Linked DNA regions of Homo sapiens: region 1 is linked to region 2. Evidence: read pairs that join two places in POLR2A ChIA-PET (ENCODE). Cell type or tissue: PC-9. All regions are shown on one strand. Links, peaks and the distances in the headings refer to the core of each region. The heading gives the core; the rest is flanking DNA.

Region 1 (5,368 bases), core at 141-5,140, 370 kb after region 2:
GGGGAGACCCTTTCCCTTTTGGGGCCTCTGTGTCCTTGTCTGGATGATGAGGGATTGAATGAGATCTTTTCTGGGCTCTAGCAGGTCACGGTTCCCTTCTTCTGGAATGTGTCAAATCATCTTCTATAGAGAGCTGAGCTCAGCGCTAGCAGAAAGGAGGGAGGGGCACTGAACACGGAACTCCTTGTGGGGAGGAGGAGCCCAGGGGCAGTGGTGAGGGGCACCCATACATCCCCGGAAGGGAGTCCCTTCTGAAAGGATTCCATGCTGTAGCTCTGTGCCCCATGGAGAGGAAGATGGGGGGCAAGATGGAATGTAAAGAGAAATAAATATTTATTGAGTATAAGAATGAATGAATGAATGAATGAATGAATGAATGCATGCATGCATGAAGTGTGCTGTGGGGTAAGATCCGAGTTCAAACTGTGACTCCACCATTAACAGCTTGTGGCCTGGAGCAAGTAACAATTCCTTGAGCCTTGGTTTTGTCCTGGGCACAATGGGAGGAGAAGGTTGGCTTGGCAGGCCCCCTGTGAGGATGAGGCTGGCGCAGTAACTTATCTGGGCACTCAATGAACAGTAGCACCAGGTGCCCATTGCTATCTCCACCAGGAGCACACCCCTGATTCTACTGGAATACACAATCGACCCTTGAAGAGATACAAAACAGGTTGCAAGGACATAGATAAACAAAAAATTACTTCTGTTTCACTTTGGAAGGCCAGTCACATGGTTTCCATATCTATTTCACAGCCAGCTCTCCTACCTAATTCAACCTTCGTACAGAACGGGTCTGTGTTCCCTGATCTATCTGATGAAAGTGTCTGAGTCTGGGGTGGGGGTTTGGGAACCTGCTCAGCCCAGCACTAAACCCTACACAGGGTCCTGGAGAAGTCACGCTCCCTGGAGAACCCCAGTAAAGCTCCACTGGGGAAGTGGCCAGGGAGGATACTGGAGATATGGGAGGCGGACTCAGGGTGAGCCCACGCCTTTCCTCCCACCTCCCTTCAGAGTATCTCTTGGCTTGCCTGGAACCCTGAACGCTTGCAGGGTACAGGGCATCTGCCTGAAGGCCTGTTTCCACCAAGGAACTGTAAATCCGACCCCCACTGGAGAGATCCCATGCAGACTCGAGATCAGCCCAAAGGCACCCGCTGGGGTTGGGACCTAGAAAGCAGGTTGGATGCCTGCTGACAGTCTGGAGTGACAAGAGGAGGTGCCTCTTGAGCCAGGGAGATTGGGATGCTGTGCTCTGAGGAGGCAGCTGCTGTCACTGAGCTTGGGCTGTCAGGGCCCCCTAAAGCTCACAGCACCTAGCCCCCTGCCCTGGAAAAGATTCAACAGACAGCAGATAGGGGGAGGACAGAGAAGACAGGAAGAGCTCACCACCTTGGAAATCTTTCCAAAGAAAGAGTCCACCCCCACACTCAGCTCCGCATTCCACAGCTTGTGCTTCCACATTAGAAAGTCCTTCCCAGAGTCTAACTTCAGTTCTTCCTGCTGCATCAGAACTCAAGAAGACACCACTTTTGGGACCTGGAAGAAGTACAGTCATATTCTCCCCGATCCTGGCCTTTCTCCCCACCTTGCAACCAGGCAAAGGGGTGTAGAGCCCAAATAACAGCAGGAAGGACCCCAGGACCCAGCAGTTTTCCATTGACCCTCCTGGTATCTCCTGATGCTCTCTTTGCCCTGTGTCCCTCCACATAAGCACTCACCAAGCCCACAGTGTACAGAGTCCCTACAGAAGCCACAGGCCAGGCCCAATCCGGGAACCAGTCCTCCCCAGCCAGCAGCCACCCAGGCCAGGGCAGAGCACACAGAAGAGTTTAGCATCAGCTGCAGCCCTCCTGCTCCACTGCATGTGCTCAGGGGCTTCTGCCCCAGCTCCAGGGATGGCTTTGTGGAGGAGGGGCCCAGACATACAGATGCAGTGGGAGGTGGGGAGCACCCAGGCTCACCCAGTGGGTGCAGGTGAGCCAGAGATCCCCCTCCCCAGAACAACATGCAGCAGGAAGTGGGAATGTGAGGTCTCCTAGATCATCTGGTGGCTGGCTCCCTTCCCTTCCCTTCCCCATGTGGGATAATCAGAAAAATTCTTTATTTTTCTCTCAGAGCACATAACTGCAAGTACCTGAAGGGCGAAGACGAAGTCTGGTTCAAAATCATCTTCCTAGCACCTACCACAGTACCTGGCACACAGTAAGCACTCAATAATATTTGGGGAAGGAAATGAAATCATATAAAATGCTCGATTAAAACCAGAGAGGCAGAAAAAGAGAAGCAAAAAAAAAAGAAAACAAATATAATGACTAGAAAACAGTTATAAACATGGCAGAGATTAAGCCAACTATTGCAATAATCACCTTAAATGTGAAGAAAGTAGGAGAAACTGGTAAGAGGAAGCCATTCTGAGCCTTCTTGCTCATCTCAACAACAACATCCCCCCTGGCAGGCAGCAGAGCTCTGCTCCCAACAGTCACAGCTGAGGGGCCTTCTACAGAATGCTCAGGGTCTCCACTCGAAGGTCCCGCCTCAACCACTCAGCCCCGATATCTCAAGCCACTTAATTAGGTGGTTCTCACAGGAGTCTAACACACTTCCTCCAACTGCAAGACCAGCCCCTCTCCTCAACTCCCGGCCTGGGTGGAGGTGGGGAACAGCCTGTCCTCCTCCTCCTCTGGGAGCTGGTCTGTGCCCCTGTCATTTGCACGGGTAAAACAGAGCAGCATGTTAGCTGCTGGCAGTATCCCAGGCCAGGAGCCTGCCAGGCAGCTTCTCTGAGGGTTGATCAATAAACTCAATTTCCGTCATTTCTTCCACTTCTGCAAAGTCCTATAAATCACTCCGCTCTGCCACAACCCTGGATGGGGGAAACTCATGATGTGTGTGGGGGAGGAAGAAGCTTATCAAATCAAAGCCTTTTTTTTCCATCCACCATTCATGGAAACTTCCAGGTGCTGTGCTCAGAGCTGGAAAAAGAAAATGCAGGCCTGGTACAGTAGCTCACGCCTGTAATCTCAGCACTTTGGGAGGCTGAGGAGGGTGGACCACCTGAGGTCAAGAGTTCGCGACCAGCCTGGGTAACATGGTGAAACCCTGTCTCTACTAAAAATACAAATATTAGCCAGTCTTGGTGGCATGCACCTGTAGTCCCAGCTACTCAGGAGGCTGAGGCAGGAGAATCGCTTGAACCCGGGCGGCGGAGGTTGCAGTGAGCCGAAATCATGCCATTGCACTCCAGCTGGGGCAACGGAGCAAAAACTCCGTCTAAAAAAAAAAAATGCAGAGAGACAGTAGTAACGGGCCTTGGGGAACGCCACCAGGCAAGAATCGGGTAGGACATGCACTGCAGCCAGGGGAGGGGCGGACACATGAGCAGTGGCACAGAGGGCACGTGGGGGAACAGGCATAGAGTGGCTTCCTTCACCCAGTTGATAGAAACACTGACAGTCTGGGACATTTGGAAGGTCCAACCCCAGGGCCTCCAACTTCCAATTCCACAAACGCCTGACCAACCACACTGCTCTCTCCCCTCCCAACCTCCTCAGCTGGTGCCCACTGTCTCCAATAGAGCACACTGGCTGGCTAGGGGGGCCAAGGCTCAGGGTGACAAAACACTGTGACAGGCAAAACACTGTGACAGCATTAGAGGACCTGGATTGGGATCAGACTCAGACCTGCTGTTAGCGAATCACATCACCTCTCAGAACATTAGGTTCCTCATCCATAAGATGGAGCCGATTGCTCCGCCCGTGATGTTGGAGCTACCATTTAGCATTGAGCTTTCACATACAGCCCTCCTCTGCTCTTCATCCTAGGAGGAAGGGATCCATCTCCACAGGTGAGACTGGGCAACTTGCCCAAGGTCATACAGCTAGTGGCCAGAATTGTCATTGCAACCTAGGCCAGCTGCCTCCAAAGCATGTATTTGTGTTGTTTGTTTTTTGAGACAGGGTCTCATTGTCACCCAGGCTTGAGTGCAGTGGTGCGGGATCTCAGCTCACAGCAACCTCTGCCACCCCAGTTCAAGTGATTCTCCTGCCTCAGCCTCCCGAGTAGCTGGGACTACAGGCGCCCGCCACCACGCCTGGCTAATTTTTGTATTTTTAGTAGAGACGGGGTTTCATCATGTTGGCCAGGCTGGTCTTAGACTCCTGACCTCAAATGATCCGCCTCCCTCGGCCTCCCAAAGTGCTGGGATTATAGGCATGAGCTACCATGCCTTTTGTTTGCTTATTTCATGGAATTTTATTTCTTTTTACTGAAAAACATTAATTGTATATATTTATGGGGTACAACGTAATGTTTCAAAACATTTATACATTGTGGAGTGAGCAAATCCAGCTTTCTAAATTACTATAAGAGTAGATTTTAAAGTCAATTTTGTATTTCATGCACTGCCATTCCCATGAGGCTGTGAAGAAACTGAGGACAGGGACTGTGGTTTTATATTCCCCAGTATCCTTCATTGTCTGAGCTTCTCAAACTGTAATGTGCATATGAATCGTCTGGGGTCCTTTTAAAATGCAGATGATGAGTCAGACAATCTGGGCTGGGGACTGAGACTCTGCATTTCTAACAAGCTCCCAGGAGATGCCAAGGCTGCTGGTCCCTGACCACGCTTTGAGTAGCAAGGCCCAGTGGCACTCGGCCCAATATCGGGCACAAAAGGAGCTCTCTCCAACCTTGTTTGGGGAAGAGAGTGATTGAGGAAGCCCAGAAAAAGAAAGGCATTGTTTTGGATCATGAAGGAAATAGGAACACAAATCCCTGCAGGGTCCGTCACAGATTCACCAGAGTGACCAGTTTCTCTTAATGGATAGCCACCTCCCCCGATACGAGGAAAAAAAAGGCCAGGAACCAGGATGGGAGAAGAGAGGGCAAAGAGGCTCCCTGCCTCAGCAAAATGATAGCAGTCCATCACAACACCCCTGGCAGAGCACTTCCAAACCAACGAAACCAACGATCCTACCCAATGCACACCCCAGCTTGTGAGCGAAGAAGAGCAGGTTCTGTGGTTGCCACTTTACAGGTGGGAAAATTGAGGTCCAGGAAGGTTCAGTGCCTGCCTACGGCTACAACTTGGATGGTTAGTGTTTAAGCTGAGACTGAACCCAGTCTCCTCTGCCTCTGGGCCTGGTGCTCTTTGCGTGAAGCACTCTACCTATGGAATGGTGGCAGAGAGGGTCTCCCTGGGCCCTTCATCATGCCTCACTCCTGGGGCCTACTGGGCTGCTTCTCCAGCCCATCTCCACCATTCTCACCTCTGTGGACCATGTGGGATTACTTCTGCTGCCATGATGCTAGCAACACCTCCTGAGGTAGCTCCCCTGCACTTGTGATTGAGGCAGCAGACTCAGGCCGA
Region 2 (5,368 bases), core at 310-5,309:
CCCACCTTCCTAATATTCCCTTTGTCTCCTCCCATCCAGGCAGGGAGCTTTTATTCAGGTCGGTGAAAGGAGTGGGCGTGGGGGCCGCGGAGCTCCAGAGGCTGGGGGCAGGGTGAAGCCAGGCCGGCTGCTCTGGCTGGCCGCCGTGCCTCCTGCCGGGCTCCAGGAGGGCATGCCAAGAGCAGAGGGATGCAGATTGGGCTGGAGGCAGATTAATATAATCACTGTATTACCAGCCCCACTCACTCCCCTACTCTTTTCCCTAATGGTGATTATTATACTTATTAGAGGCTCAGCTGCCAATGGTTATTGATGCTCCCTGCTGCAGCATTTTAATCAGGGCTGGAAGCTATTGTTGGAAACACCAGCCTCCAGGGCCCCAGGACAGGTGCAGAGTGGGGCATCGGGACCTTTTCAGCCAGGCAGGTGAGGTCCCCAGGGCTCCAGAGTCATAGAGAGAACTCAACCCACAAACACCCTGCCTCTGTCTGGTGGCAGGGAAGGGGGGATGGAGAGGGGAATGGCACCACCCTGGGCTTCCCTCCACGGAGGCCAGCTGGCGGTTTTTTCCAGCTGGGGCATAGCTGGGGCTGCCTCTGCTGGGTACACCACCAATTCTCCTCCTCACACCAGGGAGGATTCCCTTTTCTGCCCCCTCCACCATCACCCAGCGTCCTCCCCACTCCCCTGTGCCTGCTGGTGCTGAGGGGCGAACTGAATCTGTTTGGGTGTCTGTGGAACAGGTAAGGAGTGGTGATGGTGGGTGGGAAGCGCCTAGCTGGGCTGTGGCCACAACATGCTGGTCATTTATCTGGGGCTGGGGTGAGGGTGAGAGAGAATTCATGCTTGTTGAACCCACACTAGGTTTCAGGCATGTGTCAGGAGCTTCGCCCATGTTATCTCCTTTATCACATCAGCCTTTCCAATGCCGCACTTTCCAGCACACTTGACAGAGGAAACAGAAACTCAGAGAATCAGAGTGGCGTGCCCAAGGTCACTCAGCTAGGATGGGGCAGGGCTGGGATTGGAGCCAGGGCATACACTCTTATAGATGAGAAAAACCCCATGGCAGATCACTGGTGGCAGAATCTTCCAGATCTATGCAGATATCAGTCCTGCATGGTCCAACTCTGTTCTCTGTAGGCTCTAACCACCCTGATTAAGCGTAGAGTCATCCCACATGTAATCACCAGAGAACTAAGCCTGCCCTGTGTGAGAGCCACCTGCCTGGGCTCTGGAGTCAGTGATGGCTCTGGACTGGGGGGATATCCTGTGGCCCAAGCTGTGACTCCCGGTGTGCCCACTAGGCACCCTCCTGCATTAGCGTGCTGAGGGTAAGACCACCCTGGCTGGTGGAAGCCTTTGTCTGTTACCGCCTCAGGGTTACTGGGGGCGGGTTAGGGGGGTGGTTTCTGAGGCTGACTGAGGCGTGGCACCCTCCCACTGCCCAGGATGTGATTATGTCTTGAGTTCATACAAGTTCATGGCACATAAAGCCCTGACAGCAAATGCAGAGGGGAGGAGGGCCAATAAAAGCCAAGTGAAAATGTAATAAATCAAAAATATTAACTATTTCATACACCCACAAATGGTCTTGTAATGTGAGCATTTTTCAGTTCTACTGAAAATATGATGTGGATTAGGTGTTAACAGTTAAAAATGATCACAGGCCTTTGTGGTGGACACTGGTGAGTTCTGGGTCTAGATGAGGGCCCACCTGTCTGCTCCAAAGTGTCCATGACAGGCGATGTCCCAGACACATTGTTGCTGAATGTCTGTACTGAAACATCTCTTAGAAGTCCTGTAGCTGGTGCTGTTTTGACATCTGGGCCCCTCTACTTTCCAAGAGAAGACAGGATGGAGGAGGCAGACATGAGTGCCTCCTAGGCACCCTGCACACCAGAACGCCCCAGGAAAAGGGCTTTCTTTCCTCCTCAGGGTGCACCAAGAACTTCTCTGCTCTCCTCCGTCTGCCTGGCTTCTCTCCTTCCCTTTGTTTCTGTCTGAGTCGCCTTAGGGACTAACGCAATGGTGGACAATGATGTCATCTCTGAGATCACTTTGGCAGACTGGCTCCTGGGCCTCTGATAGAATTGCCCACTTCCCCTGTCTCTCCTGTGGGGCATGGCTGGCCAGCCACAGTCTTGGTCCAGTCTTCCCTGCAGTGTCCCACCCCGAAGGCTGAGTCTCTTTGGCATTAGAGCCAGCCCTTCAAAAAACAAAGCAAAACTGTTTTGTACCTTTTCCTCTGTCCCCTCCCCACCATGCACCAGCTCCTCTGGGATCTTTCAGAGGACAGCAGATGCACCTGGGCCCAGCTCCTCACCCAAAGGGCCTCTGGTGTTGAATGGCCCTCAGCCCAGGCATTTCTGACCCCACTCCCCACCCTGTGTGTTGCTCCCAGCCACCCCGGGCCTGACCAGCTCAGCCATTTCATCCTTTGTCTACTGACTGGCATCATTCCCATGGCTGCACCCCCAGTTGTGGACACCCAACCCTGCTCACAGTGAGGATGCATTCCTTTCCAGGAGAAAGCACCTTGGGGAGGTAGGGCTGGCAGCCCCCCAATGAACGCTCTGTGCGTCATGTGGCAAAGAATACCACCGTCCTGAGCCTTAGAGATTTTTCTTAACTGTAAAACGCAGATGGGATCTGATTGAACGTGTGGATCAAATGAGACCATGGGTGTACAGTGCTTAATCCCATGTCTGGCACACAGTGGCTGTCCTATAGGCCCTACTGCCTCTCTCCCTTTCCTCTTTCTGGCTAAGTTGTGTCCTAGCTGTAGCATATGGTTGGGGCAGGGAACATGATAGACCTAGGAGGTGTTCGGCACCTGGGAGGCCTGGTGTTGGCTGGGGCTGCAGTATTGCTGCTGGGTCACCTTGGCCTCACCTGTGTCACCTGATTTCCACTCCCAAGGAGTGACGTATCTGGATCCACACAACTCCAATGACTCCTAATCAGCCCTGACACTTGGTGAATGAGTCACAGCAAGCAATACACAGAGATGAAAGGAGCCAGCATTGTGATCTTGGTTATGATAATGAGCTTGATGAGCTTCTCCCAGGGAAACTTGGAGATGCATGAGAGAGGCAGGCTGCCTCTGTCCCTGCCCTGACAAATGGGATGCTAATACAAAGGGTCTCTGTTAACTCCCCTGCCCCCTCAAACACACACACCTGCTGCTCCTGGGCTGTTCTGATGGCACGGTATCCTGGGAAGGTAAGCTTTTGGGGGTGAGCGGGGAGAGAAGGGGCAGCTCCAGAGGGGAGGAGCTGAGATACATGCTCCAGGAACTGTCCGGCAGCAGTGGGAAGGAGCTGAGATACGTGTTCCAGGAACTGTCCGGCGGTTTCTTACAGACCCAGAGCAGCCCCATACCTCGGTCACCAGGACTGCTGGCTGGTCTCAAAAGGGGATCAAAGTGGGAGACCTTCGGGCAGGTCATACTTCTCTTACAGCAGGACAATAGCTTCTGTTTGTGGAGCTCTAAGTATCAAATAGTGGTAAGCACTATGTGTGTGCACATTATTTAATCCGATCCTCATGACAGCCCTGAGTAGGATAGTATTTCCATTTTGCAGATGGAGAAAGTAAAACAGGAGAACAATAACTTACCTAGTGGCAGAACTAAGATTTAAACCCAGGTCCATCTGCATGCACTAACCAGACCAGGCCTTGTTTAAGGAGGAAGTGCAGTCTAAAGCATCTTTTCTCCCTATTTTCTCTTCCTGGTCAGGGGAGCAAGTGCGAGGTGTGTATTAGTGGAAGTCCAGCAGAAGAGATGGCGAATGTAACAGGGCTGGGCTAAGGGGAGCTGGCGAGGGAGTGCAGAGCACCTTGAAGGCAGCAGAGCAGAGTCATTTGGGACCTGGAGAGCGCACGGCTGGAGGAGGGGCTGCCCCACAGAAGCGTGGCCTTCACAGGGGAGAACCACGGTCACCCCAGGCCCAGCAGGGTGTGTAAGTGAGTGGAGAGCAATCCACAGCCTTTCATCCTCACAGTCAGGTCTCCATAACTGACCCTACCAAAGGCCTGGTTGGTGCAGCCTTAGAAGTCAATCCTTCAGGTACGGGGTGCAGAGCAGGGTGGGGCAGAGTGGAGAGTGGGAGGTGGGGTACAGGGAGCCTCTGGAGCTTTCTTTCTGTTATTATTTTGTGTGTGCTTTGAGACAGGGTCTTGCTGTGTTGCCCAGGCTGGAGTGCAGCAGCATGATCACAGCTCGCTACGGCCTCGACCTCCTGGCCTCAAGTGATCCTCCTACTTCAGCCTCCTGAGTAGCTGGGACTACAGGCTTGCATCACCATGCCTGGCTGATTTTTTATTTTTATTTTTTGTAAAGATGAGGTCTCACTATGTTGCCCAGGTTGGCCTCAAACTCCTGGGCTCAAGCCATCCTCCAGCCTTGGCCTCCCAAAGTGCTGGGATTACAGGTGTAAGCCACCATGCCTGGACTCTCTGGAGCTTTCTGAGGAACAGACAGGGTGGCAGTGACGCTCTGTGCCCCCGAGAGGGGGTGGGCTGGAAAGCAGAACATGCTATTCTGTGTGCGCCCAGGGCAGCTTCATCCTTCTGGCTTCTCTGACCACCACCAGCCATGCTGGGTGCAAGAGCCCCAAGGGAGGGCCCCTGTTCTTTCCCTGGGGTACCCAGAGGATTTCCCATACTTGCATAGGACCTGGGGGTCAGGAGGGGGAGGAATCAGGAAGAAGAAGCCGCCTCTGAGAGAAGGAGTGGGAGAGAGCCAGCAGCAGAGCTGTCTCCCAGCTTCTCACTTTCAGAAACACACTCGCTGCCGCAGCCTTTTATTCTTCCTACAAATTTGTACTGCACACTTACTGTGGGCAAGGCCAGTTCCTGCCAAGCACAAGCTTGTGCTTAGGCAGCTGTCAGTGTGGGCACGCCCTCCATGGCTGCCTGGCCTGAGGGCAGGCTCATTAAGCGAATGAGGAGGGGCAGTGTCAGTTCACCGGCTGCCTCCTCCGAGGAATCTTCCAGCCCACCCCAGCCCAAGGCTCCCTTCCTGTCCCGAGCACCATGTCTGTCACTGTTAGCATTATTGCCTACAGTTACTGCCCCCCAAGTATAACCTCCCCAGGACCCATACCTAGGAGGGAGGGAACTACAGGCAGTGGAGGCCTCTGCTTAGAGATGCTCTGTAATTCTGACTGCCCCATGCTCACCTCTGGAAAGAGAGGCAGTTCAATTACCCAACCAATAATGTAGCCATTTTCTGTCTGTTGGGCAGGTGAGACCAATAATACCAGCTGCCCCCAGCTCCAGTCCCCCCTCCCCTGGCTCAGCATCTTAGCACATTTGTTGCTTAGCAAGGGAGGGTGGTTCCCATGACTTTCTGTTTCTTTGC

The links. Peaks named below come from ENCODE experiments on the same cell type or tissue, not always from the same donor. Only the 100,000 strongest peaks of a DNase experiment are listed, where the experiment ranks them.
Region 1: POLR2A ChIA-PET joins it to region 2 with 7 read pairs; 1 of 35 experiments calls an interaction of 5 or more read pairs at or near these places.

Annotation. Positions count from the first base shown.
Region 1 is chr1:203,146,800-203,152,167 of GRCh38, reverse strand. All of the region lies in intron 3 of ADORA1 (adenosine A1 receptor), which reads right to left. Among named protein-coding and RNA genes, the nearest start is that of ADORA1, 22 kb to the right of the region's middle. In PC-9, for the core only: CTCF peaks have their summits at 3,660 and 3,860; no DNase peak of the experiment used is centred there; H3K27ac peaks cover 961 bases.
Region 2 is chr1:203,517,198-203,522,565 of GRCh38, reverse strand. It overlaps LOC105371688 (a long non-coding RNA gene), which reads left to right and starts at 3,168. Exons shown (of 5, transcript XR_007066807.1): 1 at 3,168-3,225; 2 at 3,743-5,368. The region is part of intron 2 of LOC124904488 (a long non-coding RNA gene); the gene reads right to left. RefSeq lists enhancers at 1-421, 2,087-2,919, 2,920-3,751, 4,584-5,368 and a silencer at 4,811-5,105. In PC-9, for the core only: no CTCF peak of the experiment used is centred there; DNase peaks (open chromatin) are centred at 1,995 and 3,005; H3K27ac peaks cover 2,017 bases.